Regions from separate parts of the Mus musculus genome. Here region 1 is linked to region 2. A link is a contact called in ENCODE POLR2A ChIA-PET data. All regions are on one chromosome and are shown on one strand. Each heading gives the region's core, a stretch centred on a gene start or an enhancer-like site at or near the end of the contact. The rest is flanking DNA. Distances are from core to core; before and after follow the strand shown. Region 1 holds the start of Rpl18 (ribosomal protein L18). Region 2 holds the start of Ntn5 (netrin 5).

Evidence for each region. ChIA-PET counts read pairs that join two places held with the same protein, here RNA polymerase II (POLR2A).
Region 1: POLR2A ChIA-PET joins it to region 2 with 20 read pairs in Patski. The contact joins the promoter of Rpl18 here to the promoter of Ntn5 in region 2. POLR2A ChIA-PET finds 5 or more read pairs at or near these places in 4 of 5 experiments (Patski and embryonic stem cell).

The regions. Positions count from the first base shown.
Region 1 is chr7:45,714,936-45,720,029 of GRCm38, reverse strand. Rpl18 (ribosomal protein L18) reads right to left here and starts at 1,959. Exons shown (of 6, transcript NM_009077.2): 1 at 1,891-1,959; 2 at 691-777; 3 at 394-501; 4 at 12-110. The coding sequence starts at 1,893. It overlaps Sphk2 (sphingosine kinase 2), which reads left to right and starts at 2,028. Exons shown (of 7, transcript NM_203280.3): 1 at 2,028-2,329; 2 at 2,967-3,037.
Region 2 is chr7:45,680,868-45,685,668 of GRCm38, reverse strand. Ntn5 (netrin 5) reads right to left here and starts at 1,647. Exons shown (of 7, transcript NM_001358870.1): 1 at 1,171-1,647. The coding sequence starts at 1,204. It overlaps Sec1 (secretory blood group 1), which reads left to right. Exons shown (of 4, transcript NM_001271578.1): 2 at 314-403; 3 at 1,378-1,489. The coding sequence starts at 1,393.

The DNA.
Region 1 (5,094 bases), core at 710-3,209, 34 kb before region 2:
TGGTCACTTACCTTCAGCTTGGGAACTTCCAGAATCCGCACATCATCTGTGACCGTCCCCACAACCACGGCAGTCTTGTTCTCGCGGCCAGGAAGCTTCATCTTTCGGATCTGATGGGGGCAAGCATGTTAAGTCTTTCTGTGCCAAGCTGTCACCGGGAAGACCAAACAGCCAAGACCTCCACTGGCTGAGGCCGACCTCCCCCCAGTGACAGGGCCCCAAGAGCTTGCCAGCTATGACTGATTGTTGAAATCTTTCTTTCCAACCCCAGAAGTGACCCAGGTCAGAGAAATCCCCAGGTAGAAAAAGACCAAAGCACAGAGGCCCGCATCCTCTGCTGGCCTTACCCCACCGCCCCCAAACATGTGAAGCGCCCTCTGGCTGACTACTAACCATGCGGGACAGGGACAGAGGTGGCCGGTTGGTTCGGCTCATGAACAACCTCTTCAGCACAACCTGATTGAAGGTGGAGTTGGTCCGTCTGGCCAGAAACCTGTACAGCTGCAAGGGAAAGGAAAAGATTGAGCATGGGACTGCCTGCGCCACCCCCAAGCCAGGACCCTTCCACAGCTCTCCCATCCCGCTCAACTCCTGGTGATGTGGGGGGTTGGGGCACTGTGTCCAGGCTCCCCCCTCTCCCCACCCCACTCACTTTGGGAGCTGTAAGATGGCGTAGCACCCCGGGCTTACCTTGACAAGCAGCCGCAGGTAGATGTCCTGGCTCTTGGGCTCCTTGCGCCGAACCTTTCGGTCCTTGTTGTGGCGAATGTCAACACCCTGAGGGAGGTGAACCACCATAGAGCCAATTGTCAGAACCACTGCCCTATATCTTTGATGATATCTATACCTGTTCGTACCTGTAACTTTTAGGCTACTTAGTCGACAATTCAAACCTCAAAGGATTCAAACTAGAGGAAGAAGACATGTCCCACCCCTGACAAGTTCACTTAACACACACAAGTGATGTTTTTGTCTCGGCTTGGGACCATTCCTCCCAGAGTCCAGAAACTCATTGAAACACTGTCTCGGTGTAAAAACTGAGCTGCACAAGACAAGCGGCTGCTGGCTCAGAGTCCCTTAGAGCTCAGCTCTTGCTTAGCATGTGAAGGCCCTGGTTCTGGGCCCAGTATGGATGAGAGTTCAGATCCCTGTAAAGATGTTAGCTTTTATTTATGTTCTCAAAACTAGCTCCCAATCTGAAAAACAGTCAAAAAGAAGCCAACAGTACATTCTAGACGTGGAGACGTGTTTGTGACAAAGCCTTACACTACGTCCTTCAAATCAACCCTAGAAAGACCAAGTGCTCGGGTTAATTTTATCCCCCACTCGTTTTCCAAGCTGTTAGCATCCTGAAGTAGTTACTGATACTAACAGCGGTTTCATTGCACCTTCAAGGCTCTTCATAAACGTCTTCCCAACATACAAGGCAGGGACAGGATTACTACACACCAAACACACTAGGAGCAGTGTTCCGGGAAGGACTGACGTACGCTTGTCCCCAAACCCGGCAACGTGTAGTGGCTCCGCTCATCGTAGCACTCAACTTCCCAATGGCAAGTTAAGAAACAGGGACACTGGGAGCAGCGGTCCCGCTTGGAAACGCAGCACTCGAAAGATTGGTGCGAGGGAGCGGCCGTGGGCTCGAGGCCGGACTGGACTCACTGGGAGCTGCAATCAGCCTGGCTCATGGAGCCAAACTTTGTAAGGAAGACGACGAGCCTCGGGAGGCTCCCGGGACCGGCCACCGGCTCCGGCAAGTTCTGATCGAAGGCCCTAGCCTGTCCCGCAGTTCCCCTTGGCACCGCCTGCACCCCTCCGTCGCGCTACGAGCGGGACTTGCTGAGGATGGCAGCGGATGGGCCACTCGGGGAGACCGCTCAGCGAGCTTACCATGATGGCGCCTCCTGCTCGGCCAGGTCCGGAAAGACGGAACCGCGCCGGAGTGGGCGGGGAAAGAGCGGCCTGCGAGACGCACTCGTGACGCAATGCGGGACACTCTATCCGGAACTGGCGTCTCTGTGGTGCACGGGTGACGTCACATGAGCGCGACGCGGAGCTCTACCACAATTTGGGTTTCTCGATGGTATGTGGGAGGACCGAGTAAACCGAGGCTTCCAGAACCAAAGAGAAGTCAGCCTGAGGAAAGGGCTGGGACCCGGAGCCTCTCTGGCCTTTCCCCGTCCCTGCTCTAACACTCTCCAGGGGTAAAGGGACCGGAGAATCAGAGACATGATCGGAGCTTGCTGGACGAGTCGCGTGGTGACTCTCTGGCCGCACGCCGACCGCTTCTCGGTGGCTCGCGGAGGACCCGGTGGGCTGTGTGTCGGAGGTGAGGCTTATCCCGCCCTGAAGAAAAAGCTCATCTCACACTTCCTTAAATTCTCGGCTGCCTTTTCCTTATGCTCAACTTACTAAACAGAACTGAAGTTCAGGAAATCCTACTAGATCTCTCACCCGAGACTTTCTTGCTGCTATTCAACCCATAATACCTTATTATTATTATTATTTAATATTTTGTGTTGAGCTTTTCCCCCTGCCCTTAAAGATGACCTCTTCTCGGATCTCTCCTTTGTTTTCGTCCTTAGGGACAGCCCTTTTTTTTTTCCCCCTTCCTAAACCAGACTGGTTGAACTGGCCCAACATTTTCGATGTACATATTGATGTGCAGAGAAGGCACGCAGAACTCCCGGTTTGGAAAGCGGGTAGATAACAAGCTCCAGAGAGACTGAAATAGAGACCATGACGGTGGTTGGAGGTGTGGAGGCCCGAGGGTGAGAAGGAAAAATGGTGAGGGAACCCCGGGCAGAAGGAGAGACAAAGATACAAAACTGAACAGTTGGCACCTCACCATTTAGTAAGCTAGTTCTAGTGCCAGCTCTGTCCCCCACTCACCCCCCCCCCCGCCCCTTAAGTCAAGGTTTCACAAAGTTGCCCCAGCTGGCTTTGACTCACTCTTCCTGCTTCAGCCTCCGAAGTAGCTGGGATCACCGTCTTTCAACACTTGGCCTGGCTCTGCCATTTAAAGTTGTGATCTTGGGTAAGTGATTTTCTGTTTTGCTTTTTTTTCCTTGTTTGGAAAAAGAGAGTGATGAAAAAGACTCCCTTTTAGGGTGTCTTCCCTGAAAGTGTCTTCACTCTTTTGGTATGGAGTACCTGAACTTGGGTAGTACAAGACAGGCCAGCTGGATGAGAGAAGCAGGCTCTGGGATACTGAGCCTGCAATGTGCCCTCCTCTTCAGAACCCCAACCTGGCCCTGCACAGGGAGTTAGCAAGACTCTTTACGAAAACCGCCTATACATACATGGCCTCCAGTTTGGGGCTCAAGCCCTGCTGTGACAGCAGAGGCCTGGGTGCCCACTGGACACCTAAATCCAAGGGGCAATGGAACCAGGTAAGGCTCTAGCTACAGAATAGGTTCTCAACCTGTGGGTCTGGGCCCTTTCACAGGGTCGTATATCAGCTATCCTGTATACCACATATTTACAGTTTGTAACAGTAGCAAAATTACAGTTATAGCAATGAAATGTTTGGGGATCACCACAACATAAGGAACTATATTAAAGGGTCCCAGCATCGTGAATGTTGAGAAGCACTGGTCTGAAGTCTGTGGTTGTCATACCAGGGGTGATAATGTCTGTCAGGGCCCTTCTGCCGCTGGCCCCAGACTTCCCCTGGGGGCAGGGTGAGCAGTCCTTTTCTCTCAGCTGGGCTTCTGAGGGCTCCGCAGGGCGAGGTCACTCAGTTTGGGTGAGTTAGCGTTTCCCCTTTCCTGTTCCCGTTTCAGCCTCTTTGGTCAGGGTTTTCGCGGCGCTCTGGCTGTATCCCGGGTTCTGCATCTCCCTGAGCTCCACCTCTTGGCATGTTATCTGGGGCGAATGCTGCTGTGGATGCGATGCAAGGGGTATTTGGCAATAAGCAGACTCCCTCCTCCTCTTATTTTTTGCCTAAGAAGTTTTGTCCCTGCCTTAACAGAGTGTAGGTTAGTGTGAGCACGCTTTGTCCAGCGTGTGAGAGGTACATTTAGACCAGCGTGTGAGAGGTACATTTAGACACCAGTGTTTGTGCGCACACACCCATACACCCGATTGTGTCTCCTGCCGCCCTTTCCTTGCCTGTCTCTGTCCACCTCTTTTTTTCCTGGCCCTCAGTTCCTTCCCAGCTCTGGGTTTCCAATGCTTTCCCTTACCTATGCTGCTTTCTGGGGCTGTCTTGTCACATGGTGGTTTCCTGGGATGTTAATCTCATTCTTCCTCCAGGAAGGCTGTCGTCCAAATCAGTTTGTAAGTCCATGAGCCTCCCGAGCCTGGTTCATTCCAGAATGGTCTCCACCTGTGTCGATCATTTTCTGGGGTTTGTTTGACACAAGGTGTCACGCGACTGGCTCTAAGAGCAGAGGCAGCTCTAGCACTTCCTGATGCTTGTGCCTCAGCCTCCCTAGTTTTTAAGATTACAGGACACCATCACACTCATCTCAGTTTCTATCTCTGTTACCAACGTTGGAGAGTTGGTTGAGGAACTCCTCCACACCCCTTTTTATTGACTCTGTTGGGAAGGGCTTGTTTTGACCTCAACAAAGATGGCGGGATAAGCTTTGCATTCGACCACGTCCTTTCATCTGCTGCCAGTGTGCCCTCACTTATAATGGGAGCTGCCTAGCTCGGCTGGAGCCCCGCCCGATTTCCGTCGACCGCCGCCTAGCCCCGGCGCGTAGTTATGAAGGCGGATGCCTCCGCCCCCCTGTCCTCTCATTGGTGCGGCTCGGATTCGGGGCAGCCATTGGCTGGACGGACGCACACCCTTCCCCCACCCCTAGCTGGGGGCGGTAGTGCAGACTCCGGAGGGGCTGCCGGACGACGCAGCGTGCACGCAGGTTGCGGGGTTTGGGGGTGACCCCAGAGGGGCGGACACTCAGGCCTGGTGCGAAGTACTGGGAGAAATCTGGGAACGGCAACCAGGTCTGGCCCCGGGATAGAGACTCAGATCTGGTCCTGCGTTGCGGCCCTGGAGTGGTTGTACCGGCTGGGGAGACCGGGGACAATCGGTGGTGGGCCGGGAGCCTGTGGGTGGAGCCAAGATCTGGGGTCCTGGGAGAC
Region 2 (4,801 bases), core at 398-2,897:
GGACCGGGTGTCCGGCTGGGTAGTTGGATGGCATGAAGCTAGAGGCTCTGGGGCTGGGAGGGAAGAGCAGGTAGGCTCAGAGACAGGCATGAAAGCCCAGGGGAGGCTCGAGAGGGAGAGGAGAGCTACTACTGCCTGGCAGAAAATCAGAAGAAGAGGCCTTGGCCCACGTGGGTCAGAGTGGAAGCCTTTCCCACATGGGGTTCTAACCTTGTTCTCCACACCCAGGGCACGGAAGGCGGATTATTGCCAAAAAACCCTGGCCTCTCTGCCACCCACTCCAGCCCTCCACCCTTAACCCTTTCCCCTCCAGGTGTGTAGCCAGAGAAGAGTGCTGAGGGAAGGTGGTGCTGAAGGAGCTGGAAACCAACAAAGCCTTGGAGTTAGAGAGCAGACCCCTCAGGTACTGGGAAGGCAGAGCCTGGCCTTCCTTTAGGGCTCAGGGTGTTGGGGCCCTGCACTTACTTTTCTGGGACTTGCTGGGAGGTGGCCCCACTTGCTACCCCAAATCTCAGACCTGGACCCAAATCCCTCCACACTCCACAAGCACTCAGCCCCCGAGCAGATGGGGGCCAGTGCTGGGGGTAGATGATATGGGAGGAAAAAAAGCAGGAGGTGGCATAAGGTGTGTGCCCGATGCCAAGGCACTTAGAAACCAGAAATCCAGAGCCTAAGGAGTGCTAGGAGCCAGAGGACTAAGGCTTTCAGCTTCCCCCACATAGGACTGGGGATCTTGGGACTTTCCTGAGCCCCCTGCATGTACCCTTACCTCCAGACATCAGAGCCCTGTGCTCCACTGACATTTCCCAGGCAGGGTGCCTCCCTTGCCCAGTCCATAGACTCCCTGCCCCCGGGAGTCTGAGCCATTATGCACCCATAGCCTCCCCCACCCCAGCCCCTCATGTAAACACGTTTCTTGCTAGGTAATTTCAAGGTCCCACCTTCCGGCTCTCAACACCGTGAAGTACCAGGCTGTGAGTTCTCTGTGTTCTTGGGGTTAGGCAGAAACTAGCCCTTGCCCGTTTGGGCCTACAGCATTCCTACCTCTCAGTGGCAGGCCCATCCAAATTCCCTGGGCCAGTGGGATCCATAAGGGACTCTGCCTGCCTGCCCCTCTTCAGCATGCACCTCCTACCTGGCTATTAGGGCCCAGCCATTGGTCAAACCTGCCTGGAGAAGAAAAGAGTGTCCTGTAGTCGGTCATCCCCACACTCTTCTGTAGGAGAAGCACTTGGAGGGCTCTCGGGAGGAGTGAGAGTGGCTGTTCTCAGGCCCAGGCTAGTGGGGGTTCTGGGCGGGAGCTGAAAGCAGAGCCCGCAGAATCCAACACTACCGCCCACCCAAACCCTAGCCAACAGCAGCCACGCTTTCCCACAGGGACCCTTGCCAGCCATGCCACCCGAGACTGCGTGGGACAGGAGCACTGTCGCCCCCAGCAGGCTTGAAGCTTGGTGGCCCCAAACAAGCCGGCCTAGAAGGATCCAAGCAGGTAGGGGTATGACTACAGCTTGGGGTTCTGGGATTGGGGTCCTGGCCTGTTCCCACTTGCCCCAGCACCTCTGGAGTTTAGCTTGCCAGCCCCTGCTTTTGGCCGACCCCAAGCCAGCCAGCCCCTCCCCATCCTGCATCCTCCTGCCCCAAGTGCGTTAACTCGGTGTTAAGGTCAGTTGCTTTCAAGCTCTAAAATTCCCAGCCTCAGATCAGCTGTAGGGGAAACCAGAGGCCAGTGCTACCTGCAAGGAGGGCAGCGGAGAAGACTTTCAGCCTGGCTGAACTTGGGGAGGAAAAGAAGGTAGCAAAAGCCAAAGGCAGCTCCCCCCTCCCCCCAGCCACTGGTGGATAAAGGCCCCAGGGCTTTTAGCCTGAAACACTTCCACAACTTGTTGTGTCTGAACATTTGAGTGTTGTGGTTTCTCTCTGAGCAAGATGAGAATATGTGTGGTTTGTTCCTGAGCACCCACCCCATTCATAGCTACTGTCTTGCCAGTGTGCAGAACTGGCCCAGGACAAGACTCAGGGACCTGGTGCCCTGGGAGTAAGAGATCCCTCTGTACTGCCGGGTGACCCTTGAGGCTGGGATCTTAGAGGAGCAGGGACAAGGACAAATGAGAGCTACAAGACCCACAGATGCAGGAGGACTAAGCTTTAAGAGAAGGCTCAGGCCAACGGATCCCACATCTGAGACCCATGTCCCCAGCAAGGGCTGTGTGAGCCATAGGGTGACACGTGGGACTTGTGGGTCCAGCAAGTCCTCCCCGGTTTGCCCCAGCCTTGGCACTGTCAGGCCACCTTCTAGACAGAAAGACGGGAAGCTGGTCTGTTCTGTAGACAATTGCGAATGGCTCGCTGTGGAGCAGGACAGATGGCTGTCAGACATCCAGAGAAGGTCTGGGTCTGCTGCAGGATCCTGCCTGCCTAGCGTGGTAAGTCCCTACGCTGTCTCCAGAGGGAGTTCTCCTCCTCACTTTGCTCTGGGTGCCTGAGCTGGCTGGGGGACCCCCAGAAAGCATCAGCTGTGGGGAAGCCAAGCCCACCCAGGAAGTGGCTGGTCCTTAATTCAGAGGTGCTATGGAGCTCCCCAAGTATCGAGACCCTAACCCTCACAGGGTCAAGCCTCGGGAGAGCTCAGGCCTGTTTGCTCTCCACAGTAGAGGGTCTCTGTCTGCAGCCTCAGGCAAAGGAGGTGGGTAGCACAGCCTCTCCACTGAGTCTTCCAGGCCTTGCTGTGGAACAGCCTCCAGAGGGCGCTCTCGGCATAGCCGGATGAAGGCTGGGCGTCACCTCAAGATGGCAGCAACAGAGCACTTCCCAAAGCTGCTGCCTTTACCAGGAAGTGTTCCGAGATCCACTCCCTCTCCCAAAGCCATCTTGAGCCCTTTCTCTTCTCTGCCCAGGTTCTCTGGCCCAGCTCTGCTCCCTGGTGCTCTGGCTGGGCTGGGCGATCCACTTCGAGTTGGCTAGAGAGCCAGGAGAAAGAAAATGACTGCAATGAGAAAAGAAGGAGCTGGGGTGGGGGAGGATGGGTTTGCTTTGCGGGCAAGTGAGGCAGTGTAGTGCTGGCGAGCATTGTATTTCTGTGAGACTTGGTGTGTGTGCTGTGCTGTGTCCTGTGGTCAGAGCTGCCTGACCTTTCTGGGAACCCAAGTTAAACTCCAAGAATGTTCTGACTTCCAGAAATGGTTAATAATAAAGTAAGGCCCTGGGATACAGGAGCTGAGGGGGCCTGCCTAATACTGAGGCTTGGACAGAGAATAAGCAGGAGAGAGCAGATATCAGTATGGTGCAGCAGACACCTGAAGACTTTGTGGGGCCCTGAGAGAGCTGGAGTCTGGATACATAAAGAGAGGAAGCGGTTGTTTGCCTTATCCTTAGGGTGGTGCGTTAGTCTTTTTTCTGCTGCTGTGATAAACATCAGGACCAAAAGCAACCTAGGGAGGAAAGGGTTTGTTTCAGTCTGAAGTTTACAGTCCATCATAAATGGAAGTCAGAACAGGAGTTCACGGCAGGAATTTGGAGGCAGGGACTGAAGCGAAGACCATGGAGCAGTGCTGTTTAGTGGTTTGCTGTCTGTGGTTTGCTCTTCTATAACCTAGGGTCACCTGCCCAGAGGTGACACTGCCCATGGTGAGGTTGGACCTCCCATAATAATTAATCAGGAAAATGCCCCCATAACTCCCCTACAGGCTATCTGATGAAGGTGTTTTCTCAGTCAGAAAGGTCCCTGGTAACTTATGTCATGTTGATGAGAAAAGCTACCCAGCATAGATGAGTTGTGCATATCAGAGTCCACACAAGCCCAGCAGTGCCAAGGCAGAGCCTGCAGGTTAAAACCGTGGTCTCCTCAGTGAGGGCCCACACTGCATGGTGCCCACCACAGCCAGTCAGTAGCAAAGGAAAGCAGATGGAGAAATGGGACTCTAACACCTGCTGCTGCTTCCTGAAACCAGCCACATTTGACCCAGCAGTGCCACCCCAGAGAGGTGCTCAAGGGAACCAAAAAGCATCCACATCGTGAGCTATGACAGCATTGTCCATCACAGGCAGGAAATGAAGGTAACCCATACAAACTCACATAGTGACAGGCCAAGGACAAGCAGGAGTCGCCAGGCCGGATGATGTACCCTTCCACATACTAACTACGTGGCTCAGCAAGTCACGGAGACAAGACCAGCTTAGCTAAGTAAGGTAGCAGAGGGGACACAGCCAGGGCTGTGGACAAACAGTCTTTGGGATGAAGCAGGTATTAGTCAGCTCTGAGCACACCAGAGGCCACACTAGTGGAACTAGGAGAACACTGACACGGGTGGATTCTTAGATATGCAAATTCTATTCCAGTGAAGTGATTACCAGGAAACAGGTTGAACACAGACCTACACGTAAAGGCCAAACTGATAAGGCCTACCTCTTATTATAGAGTGTTTCAGAAACAGGAAGTTGGCACTGCCCACCCCCCGAGTCCTGGCCCAGAAGCAGGTGCTTGTCTCACTTGCTATATTTGACTGCTCTTGGCAGGCACAGGTCTACCCAGAGCTGCAGAGTCAGGAGCTCTGGGCAGACTGAATCTGTTATAACACAGACAATGAGAGAATGCAATGCTCATGGGTACTATGGCCAGTCTCATCTTACAAAAGAAGAAACTGAGGCACACAGACTGAGCTGAACAATGAACCTGAGCCCATAGGAAGCAAAATCACATGGCAAGTCTGGTCTGTGTAAGCACAGCCTGTTCCAGCCTCTGTAATGCACAAGTGGAGAGTTCTCTTTTGTTCTCCCATGTTCACTAGCACCTGGGGTGTAGCAG